Linked DNA regions of Mus musculus: region 2 is linked to region 1. The links are chromatin loops, found by intact Hi-C in ENCODE. Cell type or tissue: left cerebral cortex. All regions are shown on one strand. Each heading gives the region's core, and the rest is flanking DNA. Links, peaks and the distances in the headings are about the cores only.

Region 1 (4,829 bases), core at 1,351-3,850:
TGAACCTTTGGAAAAGCAGAGCTTTGCAGCATGACAATTGTGCATGATAACTGAGCCCCAAGAGTACGTCTCCATTCTCTAAATTTAATTTCTACCCTAGCAGAAATTCATAAAAGACCACTGGGATTTTGAATATTTTAGAATTGTGTTTCTTGGTTCAAAGACAGATGAAGCTCCCAAGTGAGATAGAGTAACCAAGGCATTATATGTCGATTTGAGAAATCAGCTAAGATTTTTTTCCAGAATCGGCTAGTTACTTAAAGAAAGGAAAAAAAAAAAAAAAAAAAGGCTTAGACGAGTATGTGCTGCCGTGGTTTGAAGTCTGGCTACAAAAGACTTTGAGGCGATCTTTGAAAAGTACCATTTGCCAGTCCAACTACAGACTTAACTACGTTAGATTCCCTGGAGCCTGTGACCCCGACATTGTCCAGTGCTTCTAGCTTGGGTCTTGGTAGTAACCGGGCTAGTGATAGATAGCTCAGGGGTTAGTACTGGGGGTGGGGGGTGGGGGTGGGGCAAAAGATACAGGACAAGCATAATTGTTTTTTATTTTGTCTTTTTTTTTTTTTTTTTAATTTGAGACTGGCCATGTGTTCAAATCTAGCCTCTGGTTTCTTGAGGTCTTTTGCCCCTGAGCTAGTAAAGACCATTAACACTTCCTGAGTTCCAGTTAGCAGGGACTCCGAAACAGCTCCTGTAGCAGAAATGAGACTCATGGGGGTTGTCTACATCTGAAATTTAGATCTCCTTTCTTTTTTCTTCCTTGAGACAGTTGAACTAATTGCACCTCACTCACCAACACACAGACTTTTCCTGAAATGAAAGCGGTTTTTCAAAAGCAGATATACAGTTTTAGTTTTGCTCCAGAACCGGCGTTTCTTCTAAAATGTCTTGAGAACTCCGAGGCCAGAGGAGCCTGAAAGATGGGTTAGCCTGTCCTCCATTTTCAGGCTTTCCTAGCAGCTGGAGAGAGAGAGATGCCAAGGATGGGTGAGGTCACAGCAGCCTATGCTGACTTTCTCTGCATTTTCAAATAAGGTTAATTCTGTGTGCTGGGGACCGGCTTTCAATTAGAAATTCCTGCCAGGAGTCGTTCATACACGCAGAGCTGGGGTGGTTTTGTGCTCCTTTGTATGAGGCCACATCTGCTGATCCTTGAAATTTTTACTTTCATTGTTTTATTTTCTCCCTGGTTTGTCTGAACAAAGAACACCACTCCCTCTCAATCTCAAGTGTGGAAAAACCCAGGGCAGCCCAGCGGGCGGCTACTTGGCAGGAGAAAGGGTGCAGAGAAGGAGGCTGGCAACGCCCTTCCTCAGGCCGGGTGCTTTCTTTCTTGTAAGCAATCATTCGTCTTCTCTTTGGAGGACACTTTGCTTTTTCCTGAACACACACGTCTAGCAAACTCATCAAGGGAGACGGTAATCATACAGTGCCCGCCGCTGACGCTCTCTCCACAGTGGGAAAGAATCTGCAGAACGGAAAAGGATACCTAGAGGCGATCAGTTATTTTCTTATAAGAAGAAAACCAGGAAGTCCTGAGTTGTGATTAACGGAAGCGTCGCTTCAGGTTCCCGATCAACCGCACGGTCTCCGATGGTTGTATCTGGCGGCTCAGAGTCTGCAGGCTGTGTGGATTCGTAAAATGGGTCCGTTTCTCTTCTCTTCTCTTCTCTTCTCTTCTCTTCTCTTCTCTTCTCTTCTCTTCTCTTCTCTTCTCTTCTCTTCTCTTCTCTTCTCTTCTTCTCTTTTTCCTTCTTTGAGACAGGGTTTCTCTGTGTTGCCCTGGCTGTCCTGGAACTCACTCTGTAGACCAGGCTGGCCTTGAACTCAGAAATCTGCCTGCTTCTGCCTCCCAAGTGCTGGGATTAAAGGCGTGCGCCACCACTGCCGGGCCTGTCTGTTTCTTTATACACAACACCCCGTTTGCATTCTTATTTAGACTCTGCCATTGGAAAACTAGGAGTGGAAAATTCTATTTAATATTTCCATTGGTCCTACCTATCTTCAAAAAGCACAGTGAAGGTGATTGGCAGGTAGTTCAAGAAATCAAGTTAAGACAGATGAATAGCATCACGTGCTAACATGGCCTTTCTTGGGGTAAGGATGACACAGCTATGAATGGTGTGACAACTGAAAAGCCCGGCCACCAGGAGACATTTGAGGACATTCCTTTAAATCAATGTATGTCTCTCAGTCAGAATCTTAGAAAAAAAATTCCCAAACCAAAACATGACAGTTATTTTTAACAACTATTTTTTTTTCAAATAAAGTTGGAATGTGTGTGTGGGAAAACAGGCAAAAAAAAAAAAAAGAATTAGTAGCTTGTTACTACTTAAAAAATATTTTCTTCAAAGTAGCATTTCAAACTGGAAAGAAGCCTATCTCTAAGACGAGTTGTTTATTCTTTTTTTCTACCACAGTAATTGCTTAGCGGCCACCGGAAGAGTAGTATGTTAGCGGGTGACCGTTTCAGGCACTTTGGTGTTTGTGATTGGGGAAACTGTTGTAAGCCAAGAGAGAAAAGCATTTCACACAGAGCTGCTCAAAGGCCCTTTCTGGGTTGCTCATAGTGACAGCAGTCAGGAATTGTGCTGCAGGACAAGTGAATAATTAGGGACAGTGCCACCAAGGCAAGCTAGCTGAAGCAGCTAATGAGGACTTCACAAAACTGCATGCCTTGGTGTCACCACTGCCTTGGTTCTCCCGTTACTGGAGCGCTCAGGAGGAAAGTCTGGTTGCTGGGAGCCTGGACAAGCTGGCCCGAGGGGTTTTACCAGAGGAATTACCCAGATCAATGCCAGGTGCCAGCACGGGGCCTTTTGGGCTCAATAACCCATATTGCTTCCCTCAGCAGACTCGTTCTCTCTGGTACATGGAATCTCCTGTGGCTTCCATTGTGGTCTGTTGGGTTATTCAGCGGAGCTGGCTGTTGAATGTTGTATTCACTGTTCAGAGCATGCGTGCGGAGCGCAGTTTGTTAACGTTCAGCCTATTCTTCCAGACTCTCGTCTGATATCTAGTTCCATATTTTTCTCTCTCTTCTCTCCTGCCTTTTGAAACTTTTCCCCCTTGAATGTAGAAATTATGATTGGCCATAAAGATGTATAAATTGGTCAAGAAGGTGGAGCCGTGGTCACAATCTCCCTCAGATAAGCAGTAGCCTCCCAGGGAAGACCAAGACTGGATACCCAGTTCTTAGGTTAGAAGAAAACGTTGGCTCAGATAGGAGGACCCATCTCAGGGCTGATCATCCAGAGTCTTAAGACCCCTCTTGTTCCTGTAAGCATGAAGGATAAACTTAAGACCCGTGGGAGCCAAGATCCAAAAGGACTACTTCGTGACCAGCATATAAATCTAGCCAAATAGCATGGAAAGTTTCAGTTTTCAGGAAAGAAAGAGAGAAAAGGAAAGATATAAATAGAAATTCAAGGAAGGAAGGAAGGAGTGTTGGGGATCCTGGCCCCACCAACTGGGTATAGTGGCCGGCTTATGTCTACTAGATAAAACCTAGATATATTGGGTAAGAAGAAATCTTAGTTAAGAAAATGCTTTGGGATGGAGAGATGGCTCAGTGGTTAAGGACACTGATTACTCTTCCGGAAGACCCAGGTTCAATTCCCAGCACCTGCACAGCAGATCACAACTGTCTATAACTCCAGTTCTTGGGGCTCTGAAACCCTCATACACACAAACATTCAGGCAAAACACCAATGCAAGTGAAATAAAAATAAATAAAACTGTAAAAGAAAATGCCTCAATAAGATTGGCCAGTAGGCAACTCTGTAGGGTGTTTTCTTGATTAATAATTGATATCAGAAATCCAAGCCCACTGGGGACAGTGACATTCCTAGGCAGGTGGTCTTGGGATGTATAAGAAAACGAACTGGAAAATCCAGGAGGAGTAAAGCAGGAAGCAGCACTTCTTTATGGCTTCTGCTTCCGTTTCTGCCTTTAGTTCCTGTCAAAGGACAGGATAGGTTCGTCAAATAAAACCTTTTCTCTACAAGTTGATTTTAGTCATGACTCTCAGACTGGAAGATTAATACAAGTTGTTTGAGACCTTGGACAGGGCACCCCAGGACCTAGACTGGTGGTTCAAGGCCTTTTCCCAGGCCTGGGCTGAGACGCAGGGATGGGGAGAGCCACGAACCAGTCCCCCAAATATGTGGAGCTCAGAGCCCAAGCCTCCCTGGTGTCCCTGACCTAATCAGGCCCCACATTACCAGGTTCCTAGACCAAGGGATCCCGGGGAAGTGCCAATCGGTTTGGAATACTCCCCTCCTGCCTGTGAAAAAACCTGGGACCCAAGACTAAGGAGGACTGTCTAAAGGGGACTAAACGCCTCTTGGAGGAGCGGGGAGGATTGCGATATAGAGCCTCAGCCAAGAAGGCCCAAATTTGCCAGAGAAAAGTAAGCTATCTGGGCTACCTGCTGAAGGGCAGCCAGCGCTGGCTCTCCAACATTCTCTCGAAAAGCGACCATCCCCGCACATCCCTCTCCGCAGAGCCCCAGACAGGTATGGGAATTCCTGGGCACAGCCAGGTTCTGCCGGCTATGGCTTCCAGGGTTTGCTGAATTGGCTGCCCCCCACCCCCACCCCGGACTGAAAACAGACAGCCCTTCCATTGAGGTAAAGAACAGCAACAGGCTTTTGATGTGATTAAGCAGGCTCGGCTCAAGGTCCCTGCTCTAGGACTGCCCGATGCCAGCAAACCTTTCCATCTTTATGCAGCAGAGAACAGGGAGATAACCAAGCGAGTGCTCACTCAGCGGCTGGGCCCTGGGAAGCCATCAGTTGCCTATCTGTCAAAGAAATTAGACCCTG
Region 2 (4,829 bases), core at 1,150-3,649, 70 kb after region 1:
AAGGAAGAGAGAGACCAGTGTCACTGAGATGAAATCTGGGAAGTGTTTTCTGAGAGCACAAAGAAGCTGTGTTCTAGAGATAGCCAAGGTTGTACCTTGTGTTACAGCTGGACTTGGTAATGTGTAAGAGTCACCCAGGTGGTACTGGTTTTGAAGGCATGAAGGGTTCATGGTGACCAGCTGTGGCTTGGCACTGTGAGAGGCCATGGAAGGCCATTGGTGAAGACGCAGTCTCAGTTGCAGCTGATGGCCCAGGACTGAAGGGGTCATGCAAAGAAGCTGAGGCTTGGCACCATGAAGAGAGCCTATGAGAGGCTATTGGTGAAACCTAGTTACAGCACAAGATCCTAGTGTGTTGGAGATACCACTACCATGGGCTGATCATCAAGAGCAGCAGCAGTAGTGGAGTGGAGTCAACCAGAGCCTAGAGGGATACAGGGGACAGAGCTGGAGATGTGACCCAAGCCATTTGGAGGAACATAGAAGATTGTGTGTGGATTCCAGACACTGGAACAAGAAGCTGTAATGTTAAAGTTGCCTTGGATACCCCAAAATGTTAGAGATGTCAGAGCCATGGGATGCCTGCCAAGGAAAACCACTATCAGGGAGTAGAACCAGCCAAAGAAAAAGAATTGTGTTGTAGTCAACAAAACAGAAAGGAGTTGGAGATCTGAAGAACACGTTGACATCAGACATAGAGATGCAGAGTTTGGGATTTGCCTAGCTGGTTTTTAGTCTTTTTTTTTTTTTTTTTTTGTCCAGTATTTCCTCATTGATAATGGCATTTAGGAATGATGATGCATATCCTGTGGCGCTTGAGGTATGTGATGAGGCTTTTTGATTTTGATTTTATAGGGGATTACAGTTAAATGATTGGATGAATCTCAGAAGAGACTTTGAACTTTGGATTTTTAAACATTGTTGAAACTGATAAGTCTATGGGGACTTTTGAAGTTGTACTAAATATATTTTGCATTATGCTAATGGTTGGTATGGACCCCATAGACTCATGTGTTTGAACAAGCCATTAGTGCCAGGGAGTGGAATGTGGTGGATTGAATATGCTGGGCCCAGGGAGTTGCACTATTAGGAGGTGTGGCCTTGTTGGAGGAAGTACATCACTGTGGGGGTGGGCTTTGAGAAACTGCCTCCTAGCTGTCTGGAAGATAGTCCTCTTCTGGCTGCAGTTAAATCAAGATGTAGATAGAACTCTCTGCTCCTTCCCTATCACCATGTATGCCTGGAAGCTGCCATGCTTCCTGCTATGAGGATAACAGACTCAACCTCTGACACTGTAAACCAGCCCCAATTAAATGCTGTCCCAATATAAGAGAGTGTGCCTTGGTTATGGTGTCTCTTCACAGCAATGGAAACCCTAAATAAGACAGTGAGTTAATTCATATAACATGGCCTTTCATACAGCAGTTAGTGTCCCTTTTCTTTCCTCTTCTTTTCTTTTCCTTTCTTTTCTTTTTAAATTATTTCTTTTCTTTTCTTTTTTTATATTGGATTTTTTAAAATTTACACTTCAAATGTTATCCCCCTTTCCTGGTTTCCCTCCTTCCCGGAAACACCCTATCACATCCTCTCTCCCGCTGCTTCTCTGAGGGTGTTCTGCCACCCACCTCCCTGCCCTCAATTCCCCTACACTGGGGCATCTATTAAGCCTTCATAAGACCAAGGACCTCTCCTCCCATTTCATACCTAACAAGGCCATCCTCTGCTACATATGCTGCTGCAGCCATGTGTACTCCTTTGTTCATGGCTTAGTCCCTGGGAGTTCTGGGTGTAGTGTCCCTTTTCATTGTGGGTTTTTCGGATCATTAATGGTATAGCCAGAATTTGAAACCTTTTCAACATATGTAAAGAAGTTGGTTTCTCATGATTCTGAGAGTAGATAGATGGACTTTAGATCTGACATCTCTTTGGAGGTAACAATGGTCACAAATATCAGAGACATCACAAATCCAACCAGAACAAAGATGCTCCAGACTCACTGGCTTGTACCATCTCCCAAGGAGCTCCGACTCAGCTTTAAGAAACCTAGAGCTGGTGATCCGAGCACTGAACAGATGGAGGCAGGAAGTTCAGGAGTTTAAGGTAATTCTCACCTATATAGCATGGCTGAGGTCTACACGGAACCCTCTTTCAAATAAGCAAACCAGGCTGGGGAGATGTCTCATTTGGTACACTGCTTGCTATGTGATAATGAAGACTAGATGCAGAAAGGTGAATTCTGGTAGTGTTCCCGTAGTCCCAGCACTGGGGATGCAGAGACAGCAAGATTCCTGGAGCATGCTGGCCATAGATCTCAACTAGCAACTTGGTGAGTTCCAGGCTCAGTGAGGGATTCTGTCTCAAAAATATAACGTGGGGTAGTGAACTGCAAAGATAGCCAGTGTAGACCATGGCCTACATATATAAATGCACACATATGCACATGAGTGATGTGCCCACATACACTCTCTAAACACACAGAAAATAAGCCCATGTACAATCACAACAGAAACCAAAACAAAATAAAAAGCAGAAAGTAAGGTAAGACTTAAGCTCTAGGTATTACTCGTTGGTTTGTTTTGAAGTCAGTTTCCCTGGCTCTCAGTGGAAAGGCATACAGGGGAATCATGTATGTGGGCATTCCCATTATGTGTCATCTATTTAGACAGGTAAGTGTTTACCTCATTATTTTCATTCTAGACACATAGGTTCATTTTAGTTCTCCTTATGGGTTAAGATGCTCAAATTCTGTTATCCTTAATATATTTTCTTCTTGGTCAGCTTCTTCTATCCAATCCATCGTCCTTTGGCTCCCCTGTCTCTTCTGTATATGCTTGCTGGGGCACTGACTTCCTACTGACAGGCCCCACCTCTCTCTGCTGCTGCTCTCCCTCATGGGTACCCTCCTTATCAAAGTCTAGAGTTGGCAGTCTGTGTCAAGGCATCCCAGGTAAGACCTCCTGTTTGCACCAGACCTGACAGCCTTTCACCTCTCCAAGCCTCTGTGGACACCTACCTTACAGTAAAGAGCAGCTCTAGAACTGAATAGGTCCACAAACAAAGACAGAAGTCCCAGGACCATATGGGGGATTTCTTCGGGTATTTTTCTGATACTATCTCTAGTATTTTTACTGTTAGGTTGACAGATCGGAACCCTCAGAGATGGGATCAAACCACAGGTCACTTACAGATGAGAATTCTTGCTCAGCAGAACGGTTTGTTCTCTTTCTGTCCTTTAGCAGTCCAGGAAAGCTAGGAGAGGGTAATTGGATGAAGCCTCCACTTACTTCTAATTGGCATCAGGTTAGTGGTAATGACTAAGAAGAGGGCTACTTACCCTAAGAGTTTCAGATCCTGCTTAATTGTCTACCCGGGCTCCCATTCCAAATTCATTAACAGAAGAGGGTAGAATTTGGCTTCTCTCTGAGTTTGTTTCTTGCACGGCTTGTTTAGCCTTCTCATTGGTTCCAGTACGAAATATAGAAATGTCTGATCTCTTGCAATGAAAATTACTTGCAAAATGAGGGACATAGGCTTTTGTACACACCATTGCACTTTAGTTCTGTTATAGGAATCTCAAACATATCATACACAAATCTCCAAATATCCAACTAGTAGCTATATCTCCCCTACTTTGAAAAACCAGTTAGAATCAACAGGCTAACCACCCCATCGTCAGGTAACAGCTACAGATGGTTACACGGGTTGAAATTCCACAGTAATGGATTTTTCTGGCAATGGAGTTTTGAGGTAAGGAGGATAGATCTTTACTCTATTCTCCTGTGAAGTCTTCTCAATCTATCCTGATTGTCTGCCATATAAACAATAACATTTAAGATACCTCTTGATTCACTAAAAGGTTTGCCCTGTTAATTCCGTTCCCAGATATCTGTTCTCCCCTGGCTTGTTCTGTGATTCCTCAGAGTATAGAGAAATTTAATGAGAAATGGCTCTCATGGGACAAAAGCAGAAGGGGAAGGGGGAGAGGAGGAGGAGGAGGAGGAGGAGCAGCAGCAGCAGCAGCAGCAGCAGCTGTCTAGGTGTCCAGGTGAAGGTGGCATATGCATGAAAGCTATTGGAAAAGAAACCAGGAGATGGAGCGTGTGGGTCATGTCTGTGACTAACAAACTGTAGACTGCATGAGTGTGTTCTAGGCAACTGAGGAATCAGGGCATTGGCGACTTCCCTGCTTCAGGTGTCTCAGCATTGCCTCAGGGGATCTTGGTAGCAGTTGGGGGCCTGCAAGGAGAATCACTGAGGTAGACTTGAAGGAGACTTTGCCCAACTGGTGTGACCAATTTCAGATCAATCAGGAGCAATTCTGCTCTCACATATGCTGTGTTACTCTTGAAAGGTTTTGTTTTATGATTATTGTTATTTTTAAACTGCAGTGACTTCATAATAATAATAATAATAATAATAATAATGCTTTTTCAAAACTTTTGATTGGTTCTTTGTGAATTTCCCATCATGCACTCCAATCCCATCCATTTTCCCATCCCTCCATACCTGCCCTCTGCTCTTGCAACCTCCCTGAACACACACACACACACACACACACACACACACACACACAAAATTAAAAAAAAAAATCTCCTCATGGACACTTGGTGTGTCACTGTGTCCCACAGTAGATCCCTTTTCCCAAACAGCTTTACTTCCAAATGTTTATTGCAGTGACTTGTTGGTCTTGTTCAAGGCCTCTGGCTTCTGCTACACCATCAATACTGGATCCTCACCAGGACTCTTCTCGATATCCCTGTTGCTGCCTTGGGTCGTAGAGTTCCTGCAGCTTTGGTTCTGCAGGAATGGCCCCTTCATGTGCTCCAGCA

What was found. Hi-C counts contacts between places; a loop is a spot of excess contacts. Peaks named below come from ENCODE experiments on the same cell type or tissue, not always from the same donor. Only the 100,000 strongest peaks of a DNase experiment are listed, where the experiment ranks them.
Region 2: a loop joins it to region 1, with 2.1 times the contacts of the local background. A loop is called at or near these places in 3 of 42 quality-filtered maps.

What each region holds. Positions count from the first base shown.
Region 1 is chr16:78,455,319-78,460,147 of GRCm38, forward strand. No RefSeq gene overlaps it. Among named protein-coding and RNA genes, the nearest start is that of Gm25038, 34 kb to the left of the region's middle. In left cerebral cortex, for the core only: no CTCF peak of the experiment used is centred there; a DNase peak (open chromatin) is centred at 2,673.
Region 2 is chr16:78,525,318-78,530,146 of GRCm38, forward strand. No RefSeq gene overlaps it. Among named protein-coding and RNA genes, the nearest start is that of 4930478L05Rik, 33 kb to the right of the region's middle. In left cerebral cortex, for the core only: no CTCF peak of the experiment used is centred there; no DNase peak of the experiment used is centred there.